Regions from separate parts of the Homo sapiens genome. Here region 1 is linked to region 2. Evidence: chromatin contacts called from ENCODE Hi-C or POLR2A ChIA-PET data. All regions are on one chromosome and are shown on one strand. The core of a region is the stretch at or near the end of the contact, and the rest is flanking DNA. Distances in the headings are between cores, read along the strand shown.

The links. A loop is a pair of places that touch in the nucleus more often than their neighbours do. ChIA-PET counts read pairs that join two places held with the same protein, here RNA polymerase II (POLR2A). Pooled maps may share reads with other maps.
Region 1: a loop to region 2 is called in a map of PC-3, with 7 times the contacts of the local background. The contact joins the enhancer-like site here to the promoter of LINC01694 in region 2. A Hi-C loop is called at or near these places in 15 of 168 maps with a recorded cell type or tissue (CD4-positive, alpha-beta T cell, CD4-positive, alpha-beta memory T cell, CD8-positive, alpha-beta T cell and 10 more), 9 of 37 single-sample maps with no recorded cell type and 20 of 50 pooled maps. POLR2A ChIA-PET finds 5 or more read pairs at or near these places in 1 of 52 experiments (activated CD4-positive, alpha-beta T cell).

The regions. Positions count from the first base shown.
Region 1 is chr21:45,815,166-45,821,373 of GRCh38, forward strand. The region is part of intron 4 of PCBP3 (poly(rC) binding protein 3); the gene reads left to right. Among named protein-coding and RNA genes, the nearest start is that of PCBP3-AS1, 18 kb to the right of the region's middle. RefSeq lists enhancers at 1,842-2,343, 2,344-2,843. Within about 2 kb of position 3,291, at least 3 of the 41 ENCODE cell types and tissues checked have a DNase peak (open chromatin) inside an H3K27ac peak, as active enhancers do; they include PC-3, where a contact is called at or near this core.
Region 2 is chr21:45,588,735-45,595,131 of GRCh38, forward strand. LINC01694 (long intergenic non-protein coding RNA 1694) reads left to right here and starts at 4,920. Exons shown (of 2, transcript NR_146912.1): 1 at 4,920-4,974. LOC107985485 (a long non-coding RNA gene) reads right to left here. Exons shown (of 2, transcript XR_001755092.2): 2 at 1-1,480. RefSeq lists an enhancer at 906-1,406 and silencers at 1,678-1,747, 1,788-1,937, 1,948-2,437.

The DNA of each region.
Region 1 (6,208 bases), core at 2,041-4,540, 220 kb after region 2:
TGAGTGGTGAGTGGTGAGTGAGTGGTGAGTGGTGAGTGAGTGATGAGTGAGTGGTGAGTGATGAGTGGTGAGTGATGAGTGAGTGGTGAGTGAGTGGTGAGTGAGTGGTGAGTAGTGAGTGATGAGTGGTGAGTGGTGAGTGAGTGGTGAGTGGTGAGTGAGTGATGAGTGAGTGGTGAGTGATGAGTGGTGAGTGGTGAGTGATGAGTGAGTGGTGAGTGAGTGGTGAGTGGTGAGTGAGTGGTGAGTGATGAGTGAGTGGTGAGTGGTGAGTCAGTGGTGAGTGGTGAGTGGTGAGTGAGTGATGAGTGATGGGTGAGTGGTGAGTGATGAGTGAGTGGTGAGTGAGTGGTGAGTGATGAGTGAGTGGTGAGTAGTGAGTGATGAGTGGTGAGTGGTGAGTGAGTGGTGAGTGGTGAGTGAGTGGTGAGTGATGAGTGAGTGGTGAGTAGTGAGTGATGAGTGGTGAGTGGTGAGTGAGTGGTGAGTGGTGAGTGGTGAGTGATGAGTGAGTGGTGAGTGAGTGGTGAGTGAGTGGTGAGTAGTGAGTGATGAGTGGTGAGTGGTGAGTGAGTGGTGAGTGGTGAGTGAGTGATGAGTGAGTGGTGAGTGATGAGTGGTGAGTGGTGAGTGATGAGTGAGTGGTGAGTGAGTGGTGAGTGGTGAGTGAGTGGTGAGTGATGAGTGAGTGGTGAGTGGTGAGTCAGTGGTGAGTGGTGAGTGAGTGATGAGTGATGGGTGAGTGGTGAGTGATGAGTGAGTGGTGAGTGAGTGGTGAGTGATGAGTGAGTGGTGAGTAGTGAGTGATGAGTGGTGAGTGGTGAGTGAGTGGTGAGTGGTGAGTGAGTGGTGAGTAGTGAGTGGTGAGTGGTGAGTGAGTGGTGAGTGGTGAGTGAGTGATGAGTGAGTGGTGAGTGATGAGTGGTGAGTGGTGAGTGAGTGGTGAGTGGTGAGTGAGTGGTGAGTGGTGGGTGAGTGAGTGATGAGTGAATCTGAAGGCCAGGACATTACTGTGCACTGCTGTAGACTTCATAAGTACTGTACACTTGGGATATGCTAAATTTATGATATAACAAAATTTATTTCTTCAATAATAAATTAACCTTAGCTTACTCTAACTTTTTTGCTTTATAAACCTTTAGATTTATTTTTTAACTTTTGACTCTTTTGTAATAACGCTTAGCTTAAAACACAAACACATTGTATGCAGCTACGCCAAAATATTTTCTTTGTTTTTATAAGAATTTTTCATGTTTAAGATCCCCTTCCCCTTCCCCCTCCCCGTCCCCTGCCCCTCCCCTCCCTCTCCCTCCTCCCCCTCCTCCTCCCCTTCCCCCTCCCCTCCCCTCCCCTCCCCTCCCCTCCCCTTTTGTTAAAAACTGAGACACACACACACACTTTAGCCTAGGCCTGCACAGGGTCAGAATCGTGCATGCCACTGTCTTCCACCTCCACGCCTTGTCCCGCTGGAAGGTCCTCAGGGGCAGTAACAGGCGTGGAGCTGTCCTCTGCTGTGATCACAGTGCCTGCTTCTTGACACCTCCTGAGAGACCTGACTGAGGCTGTTCTATGTTAACTTTTTTTTTTTTAATAAATAGAAGGAGTACACTAGAATAATGGTAAAAATATAGTATAGTAAATACACAAACCAGTAACACCATCGTTTATTATCATCGTCAGGTATTACTATTGTAAGTAATTGTACGAGTTACGCTCTGATGTGACTGGCAGGGCAGCAGGTGAGTTTACACCAGTATCACCACAGGCGTGGGGGGAGCCAGCTGCACTCCTTCCTAAGGAGGCCACAGCGTTGCAGGGTGATGGGACTTTTCAGCTCCATTCTAATTTTAAGGGACGGCTGTGGTATATGGCACGTCTGTTGTTGCCTGAAATGCCGTTGTGTGGCACGTGACTATATATGCTACGCTGTTAAGAATTTGGGGTGTTGTGTTTGTTGTTTTTGGTTTTTATTTCTGCAGGCATCTAATTTACCGAAACTTCATGTCATGGCTCGGTCGAACTTTGTCAAGGAAAGTCTTCACTATCCCTTCCTCTAGAACTTAACGTTGTCCTCCTCCTAAGGTGTAGCCTTTCATGGGTCTCAAGTGAACACCCTGGATGCTGAGTGAGGGGCCTCCACTGTGGCTGTGAGCAGTCCCCGCCTCGTGGTACCACATGACATTTAGCGTGTCTGTTCACCTCATACTCCCCAGTAGTTCTGTCTCTCTCTGCCATTCCTCATGGAGTCCTTGCGTGCACAGCATAGTATTTGGCCAACATCTTCCTGCAGTTTGGGGGCCCCGTCTCCTCTTAGCTCTTGCCTCTGCTGTCCCCATCTCCCATATTCCAGCTGCTGCCGCAGCCCCCATGCTTGCCTTTTGTCCTCAGCCCCCCAGCGAGGCAGCAGCTTGTGTGTGTGCTGCACTGCCGTGAGCAGCAACTTGACAGTGGACGCAGCTAGAAAGCAGCCGGCGAGGAGCTCAGCGTGTGTCTCCGCCGGGTGAAAGATCACAGTCCTGCACCCTGCTGTGCAATGCTCGAACACACTTGCTTCTTATTTCTGTCCAATTCTTAAGGTTTTTACTGTGGGATCATAAGTCCTTACTCCTTCATGGTTGGAATCAAAATCCAAAACCTTGTGGTTTCCATTTTCAGTTGATGATATCCTTATGAACTCAGGATTTATTTCACTTTTGAAAAGTTAATAGTCTTTATGTTTTAGGGCAATTGTATTCTACAATACAGAAAAATTATTGGAAAGTATAGAGCGTGCCACCTCCTCCCCTCATACAGAGCTTCTCCTGTTACGTACATCTTGCCTCAAGTGTGGTACAGTCAATGAACCAATATTGGTACATTATTATTATTATTTTTTGAGACAGAGTCTCGCACTGTCGCCCAGGCTGGAGTGCAGTGGTGCGATCTTGGCTCACTGCAACCTCCACCTCCCGGGTTCACACCATTCTCCTGCCTCAGCCTCCCGAGTAGCTGGGACTACAGGTGCGTGCCACCAAGCCTGGCTGATTTTTTGTATTTTAATAGAGACGGGGTTTCACCTTGTTAGCCAGGATGGTCTCGATCTCCTGACCTCATGATCTGCCCGCCTCGGCCTCCTAAAGTGCTGGGATAACAGGTGTGAGCCACCGCGCCGGCCTGGTTCATTGTTATTCACGGATGGTCATAGTTTGCATTGGGGCTCACTGTGTTGAACACAGGTTTTGACAAGTGTCCAGTGACACGTGTCCCTGTCATTACTGTGTCATACAGAAGAGCTCCACTGCCCCCATGCGCTTCACGTACTCACTCCTCCCGTCCCTGAAGCCCCTGGCAACCACTCATGTTTTTATTGTCACTATAGTTTTGCCATTTGCAGAATGTTTTGTAAGAAACTGCCACAGTTTTGTAAGAAACTGCCAAACTACCTTCCCAAGTGGTTGCATCACTTTGCAAACTAAAATCTCTCTAACCGTGAGATCTATTAGTCATGCTCCTTGGTATTTACTCAAAGGATTTGAAAACTTCAGCCTACACAACAACCTGCACACAGATGTTTATAGCAGCTTTGTTTATCATTGCCAACACTTGGAAGCAACCAAGACATCCTTTAGTAGGCAAATGAATACACCAGTGGTGCATCCAGACAGTGGAATATGATTCAGCACTACAAAGAAATGAGCTGTCAAACCATGAAGTGATGCGGAGGAACCTTGAATGCGTGTTACTTAGTGAAAGAGGCCAGCCTGAAAAGGCTGCATGCTATACGATTCCAACTATATGACATTCTGGAAAAGACAAAACTATAAAAATAGTATAAAGATCAGTGGTTGCCAAGAGTTGGGCGGAGAGATGGATGTGTAGGTGGATCACAGAGTACTTTTACTACAGGGAAAATACTCCGGGTGATGCTGTAATGGTGGATGCGTGTCATTACACATTTGCCCAAACCACAGAGTACAGCACCGAGCGTGAGCCCTGCTGTGAACTCTGGACCTGGGGGGTGGTGATGTGCCCACATGGGTTTGGTTGTGACTCATGTACTGCTCTGGTGGCGGGCTGTGGGGGATGGGCCGTGGGGGATGGGGGTATATAGGAAATCTCTGTGTTTTGTGCTCAGTTTGCTGCTCTAAAAAATAAAACCTAAACAAAGCAGTCGGAGTCCCTGAAGACTGTCCTGTGACAGAGCAGGAAGGGCTCCCTTAGCTCTGAGGGAAAGCGCTGGTTATGTATTTGCTCTTCTCCCAAGAACACACAGTCTAATTTTGATCCTCTTTACAGACGGGATGAAGGGCATGTTCATCAAGTAAGCGGATGCAGGTGCAGAGACCACACCTGGCACGACACTGCCGTTGGGCACCCCAAGGCCGAGGCCGGCAGCCACTGTTGTCCCCAGAGTCCATCTGGTTTCTAGAGTGGAAAATGGAAAGGGGTCAAACCGCCCACGCAGCCCTGAAGTCCTTGATGGTAGTGTAGATTCTACAGTCTTCCCCAGGTGCTATCTTGGCTGAGGTGGGGAAGGCTCCTGGGGACTGTACTTGGCCTTTTCTGCCTTAATATCCTGCTCAAGGCCGGGGCCAGAGGGCTTGTCTGGCAGCTGCTGGGCGCCTCTGTCCAGTGCTGTACCAGAACGTCTAGCAGATGGGTGTGCGGGCACAGGGCCTCTGCCAGATGGACTCGGGCCAAGCTCCGTCTGTCATGTTAATTGTGGGTCCATGATGGTGTCTGAGTCCCCTGGAGTGGGCAGGAGCTCAGGCCCCAGACCCAGCCATTGTCTGAAGGTCCAGGGCCTGGCCACTCACTCTGCCCATCATGCTGTCACTCCAGGCAGTTACTCAGGCCCGCTGGGGAAGGTGGGGTGAATGTTTGCTCTACACCGCAGGACTGTTGCGGGTCTTCCCTGGAGACTGGGTCTCCGTTTCAGCCACTGGCTCTGACCCATGGACCAGCTCAGACCTCATCTCCTCTGAAGGGAGTGGCGCTGGCCTTTTCCTGGCTCTCGGCTATGTGTGGGATGATGCTGGCCTTCTCCCGGCTGTCAGGTGTTTTTGGTGTGTCCATGTCAAGTGTATCCGTCCTGGGAACACCCAGTCCGGCTGCCATGGCAGTGGGCACCACGGGCCAGCACACCTTTGCTGCCTGTGAGGTCGTTGCGCCTACCTGGCCCCATGGGCCCCATTTTATCTCGTCGCTTTGCTGTCTGGGAACTTTGTCACCCACGGATAGGAGTGCCAGGCCCAGGAGGATGTCACGCAGTGTTGGCACTTCAGCTTGGCTGCTGTTCTCCCACAATCCTTGTGAGGGCCTGTGATGACCCAGGTCAGGATAGGACAGGTGGCTTGGGTTCTGCGGGCCACACGGTCTGCAGTGTGCGTGGCCTTGACCTGGTGCTGGAAGGCAGCTGCAGACCACGAGTCAAGGAGGGGGTGAGACTGTGCTCCGGGGAAACGTGGATTGTGGATATGGGCAGCCAGCGGGGCCTGCAGACCCCTGGGTTAGAGCCAAGCCCCAGAGGCACCTTGGTTTCTGAGAAGCCAGAGGAGGGAGTTCCTGGGACCTGGGGGATGACCATGGACCTCTGCTGCCACCTCGTGGCAGGGCTGACGTATCTGAGCCACGTCCTTTTCTCCCGGTTTAGAAATATCCTGGTGGGAGGCGCTTTTTCATCCTTGCAGCAGACAGGCAGCTCTGTTGGCCACACGATCTGGGCTGTGTGCCCCGCCTTCAGCAGAGGCCCTCAGGACCCTGCGGGATACAGCCTCGAGAGGACAGAGCCTCAGACTCTGAAGGCCACAGCAGTGATAGCACACCTGTGTCTGAGGAGTGCGTTCTGAGAGGAGACCCGGCCCCTCGTCCTTGTCCATCCATGTGGCTTCTGCAAAGCACCCTTGTCTTGCAGAGCCAGCGAGCCTGGCGTTGTGACCTGGGCTAACTTGGTACCTTTTCTCTTTTTAGAGGCAGAATCCTTTCTTGAGAACAGCATCTTTCAACTCTTGACCTGCTCCCCCTTCCCGGTTCCCACTTTTTGCCTGGCAGGCTGGGAGGGACCCCCTCTCCTGTGCAGCCTCTCCCTAATCCTGGATTCCGCAGGGGCTCCAAGACCCTCAGGGTCGCCAGTGACTCCTGGGTCACACTGGCCCAGCACACACTGAGCTCCAGCCTGATGTCCAGCCCAGGAGGTCCTCAACTGAGGTCCAGTACCCCCCTGCACCAC
Region 2 (6,397 bases), core at 3,670-6,169:
TCCCATGTCTCAAAAGACATTTTTGCATATATTTTGTCCTTCTTTCTAGTTGTTTAAGGTGAGAGAGTAAATCTGGACCAGTTATTCTGTCGTGGCTCAAAGTGGAAGTCTTAGTTTTTGTTTAACTACAAATGCTTTTGTTTTACTCTCATTCTTGAAAGGTATATCATGGGATGAACAGTTCTTGTTGAAAGCTGTTTCCTCCCAGGTATTTGAGACCTCTGCTTCTCACGGCTTCCCCTATTGCTGTTTAGGTGTTGGTTTCAGTGCCGTTCAACAGTTACTCATTCTTCTCTCCAGTTGCTTTTATAATCTTTGTCTTTGAGAATCTCCAGTTACAACAGGTGTGTCCAGATGTGGTTTTCTTCAAACACACTCTGCTTAGATTCTCTGAAGCTTCAGAGTCTGAGAAATGGTGCCTTTCCATTCACATCTCTTCCCTATTACCTTGGCCCATTTAATCCACTTTTTTTCCTCCTAGAGCCCCAGTTAGGCCACGTGGGGCCTTTTTACTCCATCACAATGCTAACCACTAAAGAGAACTTATTTTTCACCCTTTGTCTGTGTTGCACTCTGGGTGACTTCTTCAAATATATCTTCCAGTTCGCTAATTTTATATGTATTTGCATCTAATTTGCTGCTTAGCCTATTCATTGTTTTCAAATTCATTTATTCTTTTTTATTCCTAAGATGTTTCTCATATCTGCCTCCTCAATTCTGACAGTGTGGCAGGGTGCGGTGGCTCACACCTTTAATTCCAACTTTGGGAGGCTGTGGCGGGTGGATCAACTGAGGTCAGCAGTTCGAGACCAGCCTGGCCAACATGGTGAAACCCCATCTCTGCTAAAAATACAAAAATTAGGCAGCCGTGGTGGCACGTGCCTGTAATCCCAGCTACACAGGAGGGTGCAGGAGGCTGAGGCAGGAGAATCACTTGAACCCAGGAGGTGGAGGTTGCAGTGAGCCCAGATCGCGCCATTGCACTCCAGCCTGGCGACAGAGTGAGACTCCATCTAAAAACAAAACAAACAAAAAAAACAGTTCTGATGGTGTCCCGTCCACTTATTTTTAACGCCACGTTTTAGTTCTTTAAACACATGGGTCACGATACTCCCAGGCCCAGGTTGGGCCGCTCTCTTCCTCGTCTCCCCTTGAGGCCGGGGACGTGTAGGAGTGGGGCCTTCGCACGGAGTTCTCCAGCGGACTTCTTCCTTTCTTGCCTTTCCGTTTTTTTTTTTTTTTTTAATTTTTAATTTTCCCGTTCCACCCAGACCCCTCTGGGGCGCGAGGAAGGTCCCCAGGCTGCGGGTCCCGCGCCGGCCCGGCCGCGCTTCTAAGGCAGGACTGCCGCGTGTCGGTCACGGTGTCGCGTATTCTCCGCGGGACGGACGTGTCTTCAGGTCCAACCCGCCCGGTGGGAAGCGCAGACACTGATTTTCCAGAAAAAGTCCTCCTTCCGTTTCCCGCACTGGTAGGAAAGCTGGGGAGAGAGAAGGAGTCTCACCGTCCTGGACCAGTCGGAACCACAGAGGCCGCTCCGGGTCCGGGGGCGACTTCCGAGTGGGGGAAGGAGGCCGGAGGGCGCGCGGCCGAGCCCAGACCCAGCAGAGCGCGCGGCCGCCCGCTCCCAGGTTTCCCTCCATCTCGGCCCCGGCCGCCTCTGAGGTTCTGGACCAAGCCCAGTGCCCGCTGCCCGCAGAAGGCCTCACTCTGGAGCCGGCGGGGAGGGCGGGGACGCGGCTGTCCAGAGCTCCGTGCCCGCCCCGGGAGTTCGAAGGGTGCTGGGGCCGAGGGGAAGGCTCTGGTCGGCGGCGTCAGCGGCAGCTCCCAGACGACCTAGGACTGCAAAGGGCCCAGGACGGGGGGCGGGGCGGAGACAGGAGGCGGGGCGGAGGCATGGGGGCGGAGACATGAAGGGGCGGGGCTGGGGCGGGGCTGAGGCAGGAGGGGCGGGGCTGAGGCAGGAGGGGCGGGGCTGAGGCAGGAGGGGCGGGGCAGAGCCTGAGACACCCCGCCCCGCCCCCCACCTCCACCTCGAGCCCGCCCCTCTCCCAGGCTCCTGCTCCAGGGCGAACCCGGGGGTCCTCTCCCATGGCTCTGTGGGGGACCCCGGGGAGGTCGCCCTGGCACGGGACACTGTCGCGGGGTAGGACCCGAGAGGGTCTGGGGCGGTCAGGCTTCATCCTGAGCACCGCCCGGGTGCAGGGAGCGCTGGGTGCTGGGTAAGCGCGCGCCTGCGGGAGAGGCGGAGGCGGGGGCGGGGGCGGGGGCGGCAGGGAGCCCCTGGGCACCCACGGCGGGCGAGGCGGCGGCTTCCACTCCCAGGGAGCGGGGGTTTCGCGCAGGGGACGGCGCCCGGCTTGAAATTTAGGAAATTCCGGTGTCCCGCCCGCGCAAGAGGCGCTGGAGCATTTCCAGGTCGTTATAGGGCCCGGCCGCGTGGGGACCCCGGGGCAGATGCGCACCAAGCCTGGGACGCGCCTCCCAGGCCCTGCCCGAGAAACCCTTGCATGCGTGGGCACACACACAGAGATACACACAACACTCCATATGGACACACACACACACACAGATACACATAACACTCCATATGGACACCCACACACACTCCACATAGACACACACAACACTCCACATAGACACACACATAGATACACACCACTCCACATAAGACACACACACAGATACATACCACTCCGCATAGGCACACACACACATACACAGGTACACACAACACTCCATATGGACACACACACAGAGATACATACTACACATAGACACACACCATGCACAAACCACACACACATGCAACACTCCACAGACATACACACAGATACACAGATACACCACGCCACATAGACACACCATCACACCACACACACAAAACACATCACATAGAGACACACACCACACACATACAAGATGCCACATAGATACACCACACACAAACCACACACACACACCTCATAGACACACAAACCATGCACACTATGCACAAACCACACACACGCATACATACCCACAACACACCACATACACACCATGCATACCACACCCACACTCCACATAGACACACAAACCACGCACACATACATACACACAACACACCATATGCACAAATCACGCACCAGCCACACACACAACAGGCCACATAGACACACACAACACGCACACCACACACACAAAACACTCCACATCGACACACAACTCACGCACAAACCACACACACACAACATGCCACATAGGCACACACACCACGCACACCACACACACACAAAACACTCCATGTCGACACACAAATCACACACAAACCACACACACAAAACACTCCACATAGACACACATACCATGCACACCACCCACACACAAAAAAACACACCACATAGACGTGTTAGGTAGTTAGACACACATCAGCAGCTGGGAGAGGGTAAAAAGGAGAACAGAGAAGCTGTCATTAAGCCCCTGGCCCACCTAAGTTCAGCCCCGAGCCCGCCCTAACTCCACCATGAGGGACGGAGTTTGAAGTGAAACCTGTGGCCAGCATGTCCTGTGGAAGGGGAAACCAGGGCACAGGTAGAAATCCCTAGAGCAGCATGTGCCCAGTGACCTAAAACTGTAATAACATTTACATGTGGCCCCCCCACACTGGGCTTTTCTTAATGAATTATGGGTAAAAATATGCACAGTTTAATTTTAGCTGTGTCACCATAAGCTGCCAAATGACATCAGCCTGTCACTCAGCCCAAACCTCAGCTACTTCTCACACCCCACAGAAGCACCTTGAGCTCTGTAACCAGGTGCTGATGTCACTTCTCAGAAATCAGCCTGCACACCCTCTGAGACAGTATTACTGGAAATTTCAATCAACCTTGTTTTAAGCTTACATTTTGGTGTTTGCAGTTCTTTGCTCACTGTCACAAGAACCCAGATTGCTGGTTCAGAGCTCTGGCTCTGTGGATCTTGTCGGTTAAAAAATCCATCCGAACACAGAATTCTCGGTAACACACACACAATACACCAGGTGGACATACAACACACACATGCACAAGGATGTTCACGATGACAGTGCTTGAAATAGAGGAAAACAATGCGTCCACATTTCCGTCAGTCAACCGTGGCCCGCCTATGGCCACCCGTCCATAGGGTCTGGATGAGGTCAAACGGGGGCCCCGTCAACAGCACAAGAAAATCATCAGCCAATTTTGCTTGGGAACAAGGGTGCAAAAATCTAAACTTACAGAAATCACTACACAAATCTGACAGTGATTTAAAGATAACACCCGGTGATCAGATAGGAGTGCAGGAGTGCAGAGCGGGCTGACAGGGAAACCTGCGCCTGTTGAGGCAGGAAAATTGGGTCTGGAGGCAGGGAGCATAAGGCAGTTCACACTTCAGCTACCACAGGAAATATCCTCTCCATAGGGCATGGGCCAAGTAAATGACTTTGTAACTTCACTTCATCCTCTCCAGTTACATAGGGTGTACCCCCAAGAAGCCCCATGGCGCCATCACTCCACGGCCCCATCACCCCACGGCCCCGTCGCCCCACGGCCTCGTCGCCCCACAGCCCCGTCGCCCCACGGTCCCATCACCCCATGGCCCCGTCATTTCAGCACTGGCGGCTGCTCTGCCCTGGGATGCGCCTGTCACGTGCAGTGATTTAAACATCAGTGAGGTGATTGATTCAAATACTGCGTACTCTTGCTAGTATTTTCCTTGCATGCTGATATGGTTTGGCTGTGTCCCCACCTAAATCCCAACTTGAATTGTATCTCCCAGAATTCCCACGTGTTGTGGGAGGGACCCAGGGGGAGGTAATTGAATCACGGGGACCGGTCTTTCCTGTGCTATTCTCGCCAGAGTGAATAAATCTCACGAGATCTGATGGGCCTATCAGGGGTTTCTGCTTTTGCTTCTTCCTCATTTTCTCTTGCTGCCGCCATGATTCTGAGGCCTCCCCAGCCATGTGGAACTGTAAGTCCAATTAAACCTTTTTTTCTTCCCAATCTCGGGTATGTCTTTGTCAGCGGCATGAAAAGGGACTAATACACATGCTTTATTGGTGACCAGGAGATGTTTTAAATTTTTCTATATGATTGTGGATTTCTCTTCTTCTTTCTTGGACTCTGCAACTTTGTTTTCTGTAGTTTGAGGCTGGCATCTTCCCGTGGGCTGGGCCCCATGCCACCAGCTGACCCTGGTCTGCTGAGCTCCTTGCCCGTGGTTCCTCTGCTTGGTGTTAATGCAGCCACCCCAGCTTTCCAGACCTCCCTTTCCATTTATCTTTCTGTGGCCTTACATTGAGGGTGTGTCTCCTGCAGGATCCAGTGTATCTTTATCTTTGAATTGAACTTTCTGGTTCTTTTGTTTTGATTCCATTATCTGCGTTTGAATTCTGGCATTATGAATTGTTTTCTGTTTTTCCTACTTGTTCCCTGTTCCTTCTTCTCCTCGTGGCTTCGATTATTTTTTATTCCATGTTTATCCTCTCTTAGCCTGCCAGTTATGAATTACTGTTCATTCAGTAGTTATCCATGTTAAAGTCCAGTGTAAATTCTTCCTGCTATCTCTTACCAGACCACCAAAGATTTACATCACCCCTTTATTCCATCCCACCCTTTGTTCTGTTGTTCTTATGTATTTTAACTCTACTTGCATGTCAAACTCTGGAAATCACTATTGTTATTATTTTCTTTTTCATTTTTTCGGGTCTTGCTCTGTCACCCAGGCTGGAGTGCAGTGGCACCGTCACAGGTCACTGCAGTCTCCAACTCCCAGGCTCTACCAATCCTCCCACCTCAGCCTCCCCAGTAGCCAGTACTACAGGCATACACAACCATGCAGTCTAATTTTTTAAAATTTTTGGTAGAGACAGCGTCTTGCTGTGTTGCCCAGGCTGGTCTCAAACTCCTGGGCTCAAGTGATCCTCCTGCCTCTGCCTCCTAAAGTGCTGAAATTGCAGGTGTGAGCCCCCGTGCCGGACACATTATCATTATTTTCTACCATGTATGCGTCTCTTTATTCACTTCCCTTTCCCGGGTCTGCGTTCCTTCCTTTATCCCCAAGCTCCCACCCCACCCTGGGGGGTCATTTCCTTTCCACCCTAAGAGCCCCTCATCATGGGTGCCGGTCTCTGGGTGGTCACTCCCCGGCCCGTCCGGGGTCACCTCCCTCCCACTCCCCTGCCTGCCTGGGGCCACCTCCCTCCACTCCACTGCTCATCCAGGGTCACCTTCCTCCACTCCCTTGCCTGCCTGGGGTCACCTCCCTCCCACTCCCCTGCCTGCCTGGGGTCACCTCCCTCCCACTCCCCTGCCTGCCTGGGGCCACCTCCCTCCACTCCTCTGCAGCTTCTCTGCATTGCTTCTTCTCCTTCACCTTTTTTGGTTGATTTTCA